Linked DNA regions of Homo sapiens: all the other regions are linked to region 3. Evidence: chromatin contacts called from ENCODE Hi-C or POLR2A ChIA-PET data. All regions are on one chromosome and are shown on one strand. The core of a region is the stretch at or near the end of the contact, and the rest is flanking DNA. Distances in the headings are between cores, read along the strand shown.

Region 1 (3,214 bases), core at 699-3,198, 670 kb after region 3:
AATGTCTGGTGAGCTAGCTGGTCTTTAGCCATAAGAAAGAGTACCATAGAGGCTACAAAACAAGTGACAAACTACCCCTGGAAGGATGAAACTCTGGGGCAGACAGCAATTGGAGATGCCTTGGATGTCCCAGAGCAGCGGCAAGGTTTTCCACTTGGCCTGAGCTGATGGAACCATTTGCAATGGAAAGCCTGATATCTTCGGTCAGGTAACAGGCTGCTCCAGTTTCTTCTCTCTTCTCCTCCCCCTCCTTCTCCTCTGAGTTGATCGCATTTCCTTGGTGATGTTCATGCTTAGTCAGTAGATCTTAGGGAACAAGTGTATACCCCATTGGGACCTTGTCCGTGTAAACTACTATGTACTAATTAATGTTTTCCTCTGTACTGCATCTTCCTTCCTCTCTTTCTGGCACAAGCATTTATTTAATACCTACTGTGTGTTAAGTGGTAAGCACTGCCGTAGAGAAAAAAGCCCTTGAATTCTGTCTGGAGCCACCTGGGGATGCTGTATATGAAACAAATGCCACAGCCCTCATTAGCAGAAAAATACACTTCAAGTTGCTTCCTGTCTTCTTTAGGCCTCAAGAAAGCTGTAACTGAGTGGGAAAATGTTGAAACCTCACAGCTAAAATGAGAGCATTCCAGGGAATTCTACAAAATCATGAAGTGCCTCCATCAGTTGAACACAAACCAATTCTCAAACCCAGGAAACCGTAACGAGAGATTGGGTGAACACTTCCTAGCTCTGACTTATTGCCAGGCATTGTTCTCATTGTTTTCTATATATTAACTCTCTAAATCCCCACAGTAATGTTATGAGTTAAATACTCTTATCATTTAAAAGATGAGAAATAGAGGCACAAAGAGGTTAAATGACCTACCCAAGCCTCAACAGCTAGGAAGTGGTAGAGCTAGGATTTGAACCTATATAGTCTCATCGCAGAGTCCTAAACTGCCTGAAATATGTACATTTAAGCAAAAAACAAAAAGTGCTGATTCATGGATTGGAATGGAGTGGGATGAGTAATAACTGGGTGGTGCTTTTTATCTCAATATGTTAGATCAGCTAAAGACAGAAGGGTTTTGATAGCTGAGGGGCCCAGTGTCTATCCCATACTTTAAGGAAGGCCTCAGAAAGGCCAGCTGCTCCCCTAGATCCACCCACAGCTCCTAGTGTCCCCTGACAGACAGCAGACTGGTGCCAGAGTAGTTTCATGTGGTTGAGAGCCAGATATGCAAACAGTTCTGCATGGGTCCCTTTATGCACTTACATACTGTATTTTTTACTAGAAAATGGTGACATATTTAGTACCTAGTGCAGCAATGTCGTAGGTCCTACAAGTATGAAGCCTAACTTCTAGAATGGACTCTACCACCTACTGTCCCTTGATTCAGTTCTTTGCAACTATAAATATTTATTCATTCAGTAAATAATTTTGAGACCTCCTCCATGCCAAGCAACATGCACTAATTTGAATTCAATAGTTGCCCTAAGGTACTCACTATTTGCTGGTGGTGACAGTCAGATAACGGGATCTTTATAAGCACTTCCGCACTGTGTCCTCAAAGTGTGCCAGGGAGTGAGGGAGGGCTCAACCTGTCCCTCTTCCCTAGGAGTCTGTGAGCAGCAAATGAGATCATACAGGGGAAAGGGCTTTGTAAATAGCAGAAGGTGAGAATGGGGTGTGTGAGGAGGTGGGGAAGAGGGGGAAGAAGGAGGAAGCAGAGGGAACGGGAGGCAGAAGGGAAGGAGGGGTGAAGGAGAAGAGAGGGAGTGGCAGGGGGAAGGAAGGGGAAGTAAAGTGGGAGGACTTCAACTAGGAGCTGGCTGCCTTTTCTGGAGACCTCGGGCAGGCAGCCGCCAAGCTGAGTGCTCCATCAGGGGCTGTGAGCCTGAGTGAGGCCTCACAGGAGTGAGGGAACCAAGCCTGAAGCTCAGGGCTCACTCTCCTAGCAGGCCAAGTCCAAACCTTGCAACCGTTGCCAGACTACTCTGGACTCCGTCCTAGTGGGGGCCTTAAACTCGTGTTATGTTGCTTGAGACTAGGTGCTTTCGCTGCTCCCCATGCACCCCAACCTCTTCAGGATCCCAGCTTGAAAAGTGACAAAGGCCAAGCTGTCCCTCTATTGTGATGCCCGATTTCTCATGAATCCCCTTATATAATGGTATCTCTGAGAAATGGTGGCTCGAGGTGACGCCAGCCACCACCATTCTCTGTACTGAATCGCCACCTAGAGGCCAGTTCTAGCCCAAACCAATGTGTAGGCCAAGTTTTCAATTTTGCCTCAAGATAGAAAACAAAACAAGAGTTATCTTTGAACAAAAAGATAAAAAGGCAAGAAAATGGCACAAGACCTTTAAAAGGACTCCATCAGTCCCTTCACCAACCCTGTGGTTTGCTGATGAGATATGCAAGGGCTGAAATGTCTCCACTTCTCAATGGGGCAGGATTTCCTCCATGGCTTGGGACCAATGTGAGAATGTCACTGTTTCTCACATATTCTAAAGTCTAGATTTGAAGAACAAATATGCCAAGAAAACCCTCCAGTTTGCCCTGCATGTCAGACCCCAGCCCATCTGCTCCTCTTCTTTCATGCCCAAATTCAGACACGTTGGCTAGCTTGGGAAGACAGCTCAGCAGAAGATAGGATGTCCTTTTTAGGAGAGTTTGCTAATTTGGCTTACATTTCTGGAATTAGATGCCCTACACTGAACATGAATACCCATTAATCCTGGACCATTTATTGGGAAGTAGTTGGATGAGTCTACAAAGGCATCGAAGGTAAGTTGATAGTTCAAAATGAGCATCAAGGCCGGGCATGGTGGCTCAACGCCTGTAATCCCAGCACTTTGGTAGGCCAAAGCGGGCAGATCACCTGAGGTCAGGAGCTCAAAACTAGCCTGGCCAACATGGCAAAACTCCGTCTGTCTACTAAAAATACAAAAATGAGCCGGATGTGGTGACAGGTGCCTGTAATCCCAGCTACTTGGGAGGGTGAGGCACGAGAATCACTTGAACCCGGGAGGCAGAAGCTACAGTGAGCCAAGATCGCACCACTGCACTCCAGCCTGGGCATCAGAGTGAGACTCTGTCTCAAAAAAAAAAAAAAAAAAGAAAAAAAAATGAGCATCGAGGTATTTTGGTCTGAAGAAAATCCAAGCTACATGGTTCCAGATCTTCAGTGCCCCAGCTTGAACAGTATCAGGAACAGCA
Region 2 (3,389 bases), core at 203-2,702, 860 kb before region 3:
CAAATAATCTTCCTGAATGCAGGGGTCAAAAAATACATTTCTGGGCTGGGTGCAGTGGCTCATGTCTGTAATCCCAGCACTTTGGGAGGCTGAGGCAGGAGGACTGCTTGAGCTCGGGAGTTGGAGACCAGCCTGGGCAACATAGCGAGACCCTGTCTCTACAAAAAAATAAAAATAAAAATATTAGCCGGGGGTGGTGGTGCATGCTTATAATACTAGCTGCTTGGGAGGCCGAGGTGGGACGATTCTTTGAGCCTAGGAAGTTGAGACTTCAAGTGAGCTATGATTGGGCCACCGCACTCCAGTGTGAGTGACACAAAGAGACCCTGTCTCAATAAATAAATAGATAGACACATTATATAAGAATTTTTTTTTTTTTGGTGGGGGAAGCCCATAATGATCAGTGTGCAAAATTTACTACAAACAATATCCACATTTATTTCCTCATTGGGACATGATTTTTTTTAAGTATGTCATTACTTTTTTTTCCCCCATCATAGAATGTAATTTCTGTTTTACTGTCTACAGGTGATAGTTTCACAACGGTTTGGGATATGCTACCTTTATTGTTTGGGTTAAGTTTGCTTGTGACAGTCATCCGTGATACGTAACTAAACACCTCTCTTTCTGGTAGTCTTCTATTTTGGTACCTCTGTGTGAACAAATGTAGGAAGAGTTTGGTCACCAGACCCAAGAGGCTCTGGCTGGGTGGGGTGGGGTGGGGTGGGGCGGGGCGAGGCGGGGTGGGGTGGTTAGCGAGTGCCTGGGAAACAGGCTCAACTGATCCTTGTCCCGCAGCCTCGGTGAAACTGGGTTACAGCTTGCAGTAGGCACAACACCACGCACATACCTAAGCAAGAGCGTGTTGCAGGCGGAGCGCTTAGGCATGTGTGTCTCAACAGGGCGTGGGGGCTGACCTCACGCACTGGGAGTATCAAGGCACCCCCGTTCTGAGATTCCAAGCCTGAGGTGCCGCGAGAGTTATTTGCTTCTCTTGACGTTTCAAGTTGGCACCGTAGTGCAATTGTTTGCTCACTGAGGTCAGCCTAGGAAACAGTGCTTGGATTCCCTGATTAAGCCAGGCTTTATCTTGTTGAGTAGTTGTGAAGAGTAAACCTTCACATGAAGCATAGGGCCGTCTCCGTGGGGCCGATGCGACGGCAGGCGAAGGCGATGGAGCTCTGGCTCGAGGGCTTGGCCGGACGACGGTGACACTGGTCGCCCGCCTGCTGGAACTGCAGTGACCGAGGTCCTGGCAAGGTTCTGGCCATACAGCGGACTTGAGGCGTGGTGGTTCCCCTCACCGCCGGCCGGGGCGGTGTCGGAGGCGGGCATAGCGTGAGGGGTGGGAATAGGAGCCAATAAGAACTGAGCCTTGCCAGGGAGGGCGGGGCTAGGGGGTGGGGCTGCAGCCGGGACGGGGCCTTCGGCAGGGCCTGCGGGGGCGGGACGGAGCGGACCCGAGTGATACCCGGGAGACTAGCTTGGCCACAGGAGACAACGTTGAGGTACAGACAGGTAAGAGTCGGGGTGATTCGGCGCGGGGTTTTAAGCCGCAGGGGCTTCGGACTCTCGGGGCTGTCGGCATCACCCTTCTGGGCGTCGGGTGCGGGGCTGTGGCGCCGCGGCGTAGTCCTCGGACGGTGCGAGCCGAGCTGGCGGAGGTGGTGTCTCCGCGCCCCGCTGTCTCGGCACCTCCTCCGTCCGGAGGAGCAACCGGTTGTTGGGCCCAGCTTTGGGACGTCCTCTCGTGGCCGCACGGGTTGTGGCGGAGCCTGGCTGAAGACCTCCTCGCTACCTCAGGGGCTTGGGGACCCCTAGGCTGGGCGCCGCTCTCTGCTGGGGAAGAGGGAGGGAGCGCCCGGCAGCCTGGGGAAACGCGGGCTTTCTCCAAAATTAGCCAGTGAGCTTGAACTTCGACATGCTGGGACGATGCACTTCCAAACAATATTTTGCTTTTTTTGGTGTTTTGATTCTTAACAGCATCTAATACGCACAATACCGAAAGTTGTCAAGTAGAATTTTAATTTAAAAGTCTGACAGTGGAACACCTAAGAGCTTTTGAGTAACTAGAGCTGTATAGCAGCTGATGATTAGATTATGAGTCAAAAGGCTCAAGTCTAGGGCCAGAACCCGCGGAACCAGATGTGATACCTCGGCCAAATTAACTTCCTGGGCCTCTCTTTCCGTAACTGTGAAACTGGCAAGTTCATGCCTATGGGTATTCTCAGGGTCAAATCAGATGAGTGACAGTATTCTACAAATGTCAGATATTTGAACGTGCGTGTGGAGCGTGTATATTCTGTGAAGCAACTACTACTTGCCTGGTACATAGTAGGCACTTTACAAACGTTTACCCTAAAGCTAGTGATTCTTCTGCAGTGTTTTAGATAAAGTGATAGATCCTTGCTTACTGTGTAAATAAGTTGTTTAAACTTTTCCCACAAAGTGACCCCCATTGTTTGAGTGTGTCCTATTTTTAAATGATTGATGAAATTTTCTAGAATAGCACAGTGGTGTTATCTATACACTGTTGCTGAATCATTTACCGCGAAGTCTGTAGCAATCAAATAATCTACTTCTTTGTCTTAGCTAAATAGTTGTAGTTTAAGATACCTGCTAAAGTAAGCTGGGAATATTGTTCCAAATCAAGACTTTAATTTGTTTTTGTGAATTGACGGGCTGCTTATAGGAAGATTTAAATCTTCCAAAATATTGTTAATATATAGCCATATTTTTTCATACAGCCTTTATTATAGACGTTTTTGTTCTTTACTATGGATATGTGTGCGAGGGATTTTAGCGGGGAGATGGGAAATAAAAAAGAAAATGGCAGTTTTGTAACCTGTAGGCTTTTGCTGGGGATACTTGTAGGCCTGTTCTGAGTTTGCCAGGCAGAAACCAGGAAATGTAGTAATTATGTGTCTTGGTCTTTCATTAGTTGGGGTGTGTGTGTGTGTGTGTGTGTGTGTGTGTGTGTTGAATGTGGCAGTACGTTTTTTAAATGCAGCAATAAAGGAAGAATATTTATTTTTCTTAATGACAATAAGCAGTTTTCTAAAGCTGGAAATTATATTACTTTTAAATGGTCTGTAGTGAGTCTTAAGTTATAGGCAAGAATTTTAGACCACTGGATACCAAGATCAAATTAAATGAAGTAGTAGAGGGAAAGTTACTAGTGAATGTAATTTTTGTGTGTGTTGCTTTAGAAGTTTTACTTAAACATGTTTCAGCAATTCAGTGGAGGATGGGTCTTTTGAAGCTACTTTAAAACATGAGTTTTAAACGTACTCCATGTATAAATTTTTCTGTGATTTACAATTTCTTGATCTTGGAGGTCTGAAACCTTACATTCACATTGTTTTTTGAGGGCCTACTACACAATAGGC
Region 3 (3,425 bases), core at 187-2,686:
TGGAAGTCCAATAGGGCAAATTGAATGAAGTATTATTATCTGTCTCTTGTAGTACAATGTATCCAACAGACACTCAATAAACTTTTTGGTTGTTAAACTGACTTCATTGCAGTAGTGTTTAGGTAATACTTCTCCAGAAACTAGTGAAATCAAACCACAGTAATTTTATCTGCTGAGTATATATCATTGTAATCAATTACTTCCAAATGTCTTTATCAATAAACAAATATACTAAAAGAATTCTAGGTAACCATGAGTTACTTAGGGCACCATGAGTGCATCTGTAGACCCAGCTACTCATTCCTTGAGCCCAGGAGTTGGAGGCCAGCCTGGTCAACAGAGCGAGACCTTGTCTCTTTTTTTTAAGAGTCAGGGTCTAGATCTGTCACCCAGGCCAGAGTGCAGTGGTGCGACCACTCCTCCCACCTTAGCCTCACGAGTACCTGGGACTACAGGCGCGTGTCACGACACCCAGATAATTTAAAAAATACTTTTGTAGGGACAGAGGCTCACTATGTTACCAACGCTGATCTGGAACTCCTGGCCTCATGCAATCCTCCCGCCTCGGCCTCCCAAAGCTCTGGGATTACCGGCCTGAGACACCGAGCCCCGCCCCGCCCGTCTCTAAATAAATACTTAAAAGAACCCCAGGTAAAAGCTAAAGCGAGGATGAAATTCTAAATGAATTTCTGAGCAACAACTATCCGTAGTGAGCAGTGATGATTTTTGGTGTGTTCTCCGGTAGGCACACTTTTCAAATTTATGCAATCTTATCCTTAAGATTTGAAAAAAAAAAACTTATAAAAAATCTTAAACGTGGTTTTCCATCTACAATTTTTCGCAACTGTAGGGATATATTCAAAATAAATGCTGGACATTTCCAGGCATTAGAGGGGATGTGGCCGGATGGCGAGGAGGGGCCGTCCTCACCAGGACTCCAAGCAGTTCTCGCACCTGACTTCGTAGGCCTGTAGTTGTAACCATAGCAATGCCCCAGATGCTTGAAAACATTTCTGAATTGCGGCCCTATCATATTTTTACAGCAAAACCACCCTTATTTTACATATTACTAAATCCTCTTTTCACCTTCATTTCATCCCTCGTCAAAGTTAAAAGGATGAAGATTCTTTTATCTCACAAAGGTTATGAGAGAAATATTAAATTTAAAATCACTGTGGAGACCACCTCCTCCGTGTAAAATGAGGAAGGGTCACAGGAAGATGATAATGGGAACGCGCCGCCAGACTCTGAAAGCCATTAACATTGTTTCGGCCGTTAGGGCGGTTGGCGGCAACTCACCGCCCAGCGGCGGTTGCGTCGCAGCCAGAAGCGTGACTTCGCGCACGCTCCCTTTCCACTCCTCCACTCAGAGCCGGGGACGCGGCGGGGGCGCGGCGGAACTACAGCTCCCATGACGCTTTGCGCGGCATAGGGTGCTTTACAATAGAAGCTCGGTTGGAGAGGCCTGCGGAGAAAAGCTGGGAACGGCCGCTTCCGGCATGTTCATCTCTGGACGAAGAACGGCCGACAAGTGGAGGGCGGAGGAGAGACTCCAATGCCCAGCGGGCAGTGCGCGGGCGGCGCTTGCGCGATGCGCGGACGGGGGGGCGGTCGGGCCATTTAAATGTGTGTTTGTGGGTGAAATGGCTGCGCAGGTCGGAGCGGTGCGCGTAGTACGGGCGGTGGCGGCGCAGGAGGAGCCGGACAAAGAGGGGAAGGAGAAACCTCATGCTGGGGTCTCCCCGCGGGGAGTTAAACGGCAGCGCCGATCTAGCAGTGGGGGGTCTCAGGAGAAGCGGGGGCGGCCGAGCCAGGAGCCCCCTCTCGCTCCCCCTCACCGGCGGCGTCGCAGCCGCCAACATCCTGGGCCGCTGCCGCCAACGAATGCAGCCCCAACTGTCCCAGGCCCTGTTGAGCCTCTTCTCCTGCCGCCTCCGCCGCCACCTTCGCTGGCACCCGCCGGGCCCGCTGTCGCTGCCCCTCTCCCGGCCCCAAGCACCTCGGCCCTCTTCACCTTCTCGCCTCTGACGGTGAGCGCGGCCGGGCCCAAGCATAAGGGCCACAAGGAGCGGCACAAGCACCATCACCACCGCGGCCCCGATGGTGATCCCAGCTCCTGCGGAACCGATCTCAAGCACAAGGACAAGCAGGAAAACGGCGAGAGGACTGGAGGGGTGCCTCTGATCAAAGCCCCCAAGAGAGGTGAGAGCAGGCAAACTGCCCGGCTTGGGTTCTAGGTCTCTCTCAGTTCCGATATCCCGCATCTTTAGGACTGAAAGACGCCAAACCCCTGCTTACCTTCTGCTGCTGTACTTCTCTAAGCTCACTGGGGTGGACCCTGGATTTCAGATCGTTGACACGGTTTGATCTAACTACTTGAGGCTTCTCGCTCCGAGGCCGAGCTGTCAGTTGCTAATCCCTTTACCGGTCCCCCGGAGCCTCTCAGCATTTGTTTTCAAATTCTGCAAGGTTTCCGCGCCGCGTTAGATTAGTAGGTGGGGTACTAAAAAATGCCTTTCCAAAGAAAAGGCATGTTCCTAAAATCCCTTCTCCTTGTTTTGCTTGCTGGAGAGCTTTAGTTATCTGCTCTCCCTTGCTCCAGAATAGTCAGGGGTATGGTTCCAGTCTTTCAGGAGGGAATTCATATAAAGGTTACACGACTCACTGGTTGACTTAGCTTCTGCAAGGTAAAATATCAGACGCAGTTTATCTTGGTTCTTTTTAATCTAGAGGTAAAAATCATTTTAAAGTTTTCATATTAGCTATTTAAATTCTTAGAATAGGCATGTGGAAGGTTTTCTCTACCCTTTGATACTAGGAAATAGGACCAACAGTGCCTCTGAAAAGTGGGAATTTGTGCAGTAGATAGTAGAGGCCGGAATTTCAGTTGCATTTGATTCTGTCTAGCACACTTTGTGGATCTGTTAATTCCAATAGCCCTCAAGAATATTTTACTAGAAAATGTCAGAGTATCCAATTAAATGTGGATTCTAGAAAAATTAGATTGGCCAGAACTGATGTCTTCCTGTTCCCAAGTACCTGTAGCATTTATTTATATTCTTTGTGGAAGAAATGTGATGCTTTTGATTATGCCGTATGTTTGTACTTTATATATTATTTTATATAATTTACTAGTTGTTTTTCCTCAGGAATATTTGAAATACTTGTTTCTTAGTACTGGACCAGTTAGGTTATTACATGTTAATGAGACAATCTTTCAACCTAAAGTTTTGTGAGTCTTGCATTCTTTCCACGTATTGAGTCTTAAGGCTAATCATTTTTTTTGGTGGTGCTATTTCCGAATACTGTAGTTCGTTGCAAATAATTGCTCAATAAGTATTTATTGAATAGCATTAAATTTTTATTCATTTGGTGGCATCCAAATCTTGGGAGTAGAACTTGTGGCAAGATGACAGGACTGCCAG

Evidence for each region. Hi-C counts contacts between places; a loop is a spot of excess contacts on that map. ChIA-PET counts read pairs that join two places held with the same protein, here RNA polymerase II (POLR2A). Pooled maps may share reads with other maps.
Region 1: a map of CD4-positive, alpha-beta T cell shows a loop between it and region 3 (16-fold over the local background). The contact joins the enhancer-like site here to the promoter of RSBN1 in region 3. A Hi-C loop is called at or near these places in 8 of 168 maps with a recorded cell type or tissue (CD4-positive, alpha-beta T cell, CD4-positive, alpha-beta memory T cell, cardiac septum and 4 more), 8 of 37 single-sample maps with no recorded cell type and 20 of 50 pooled maps. POLR2A ChIA-PET finds 5 or more read pairs at or near these places in 3 of 52 experiments (RWPE1, WTC11 and activated CD4-positive, alpha-beta T cell).
Region 2: a map of naive thymus-derived CD4-positive, alpha-beta T cell shows a loop between it and region 3 (4-fold over the local background). The contact joins the promoter of DENND2C here to the promoter of RSBN1 in region 3. A Hi-C loop is called at or near these places in 1 of 168 maps with a recorded cell type or tissue (naive thymus-derived CD4-positive, alpha-beta T cell) and 7 of 50 pooled maps. POLR2A ChIA-PET finds 5 or more read pairs at or near these places in 2 of 52 experiments (HEK293 and MCF 10A).

What each region holds. Positions count from the first base shown.
Region 1 is chr1:113,139,710-113,142,923 of GRCh38, reverse strand. No RefSeq gene overlaps it. Among named protein-coding and RNA genes, the nearest start is that of LRIG2, 68 kb to the right of the region's middle. RefSeq lists an enhancer at 1,949-2,118 and a cis regulatory region at 1,498-2,398. Within about 2 kb of position 1,948, at least 9 of the 41 ENCODE cell types and tissues checked have a DNase peak (open chromatin) inside an H3K27ac peak, as active enhancers do.
Region 2 is chr1:114,668,112-114,671,500 of GRCh38, reverse strand. It overlaps DENND2C (DENN domain containing 2C), which reads left to right and starts at 1,452. Exons shown (of 21, transcript NM_001256404.2): 1 at 1,452-1,518. LOC124904354 (a long non-coding RNA gene) reads right to left here and starts at 1,090. Exons shown (of 2, transcript XR_007066465.1): 1 at 851-1,090; 2 at 547-652. RefSeq lists an enhancer at 1,079-1,238 and a silencer at 1,359-1,448.
Region 3 is chr1:113,810,487-113,813,911 of GRCh38, reverse strand. RSBN1 (round spermatid basic protein 1) reads left to right here and starts at 1,436. Exons shown (of 7, transcript NM_018364.5): 1 at 1,436-2,202. The coding sequence starts at 1,500. AP4B1-AS1 (AP4B1 antisense RNA 1) reads right to left here and starts at 1,300. Exons shown (of 5, transcript NR_125965.1): 1 at 1,087-1,300. It overlaps PTPN22 (protein tyrosine phosphatase non-receptor type 22), which reads left to right. Exons shown (of 21, transcript NM_015967.8): 21 at 1-101. RefSeq lists enhancers at 1,036-1,565, 1,302-1,691, 1,566-2,095, 2,072-2,161, 2,312-2,371 and 1 more.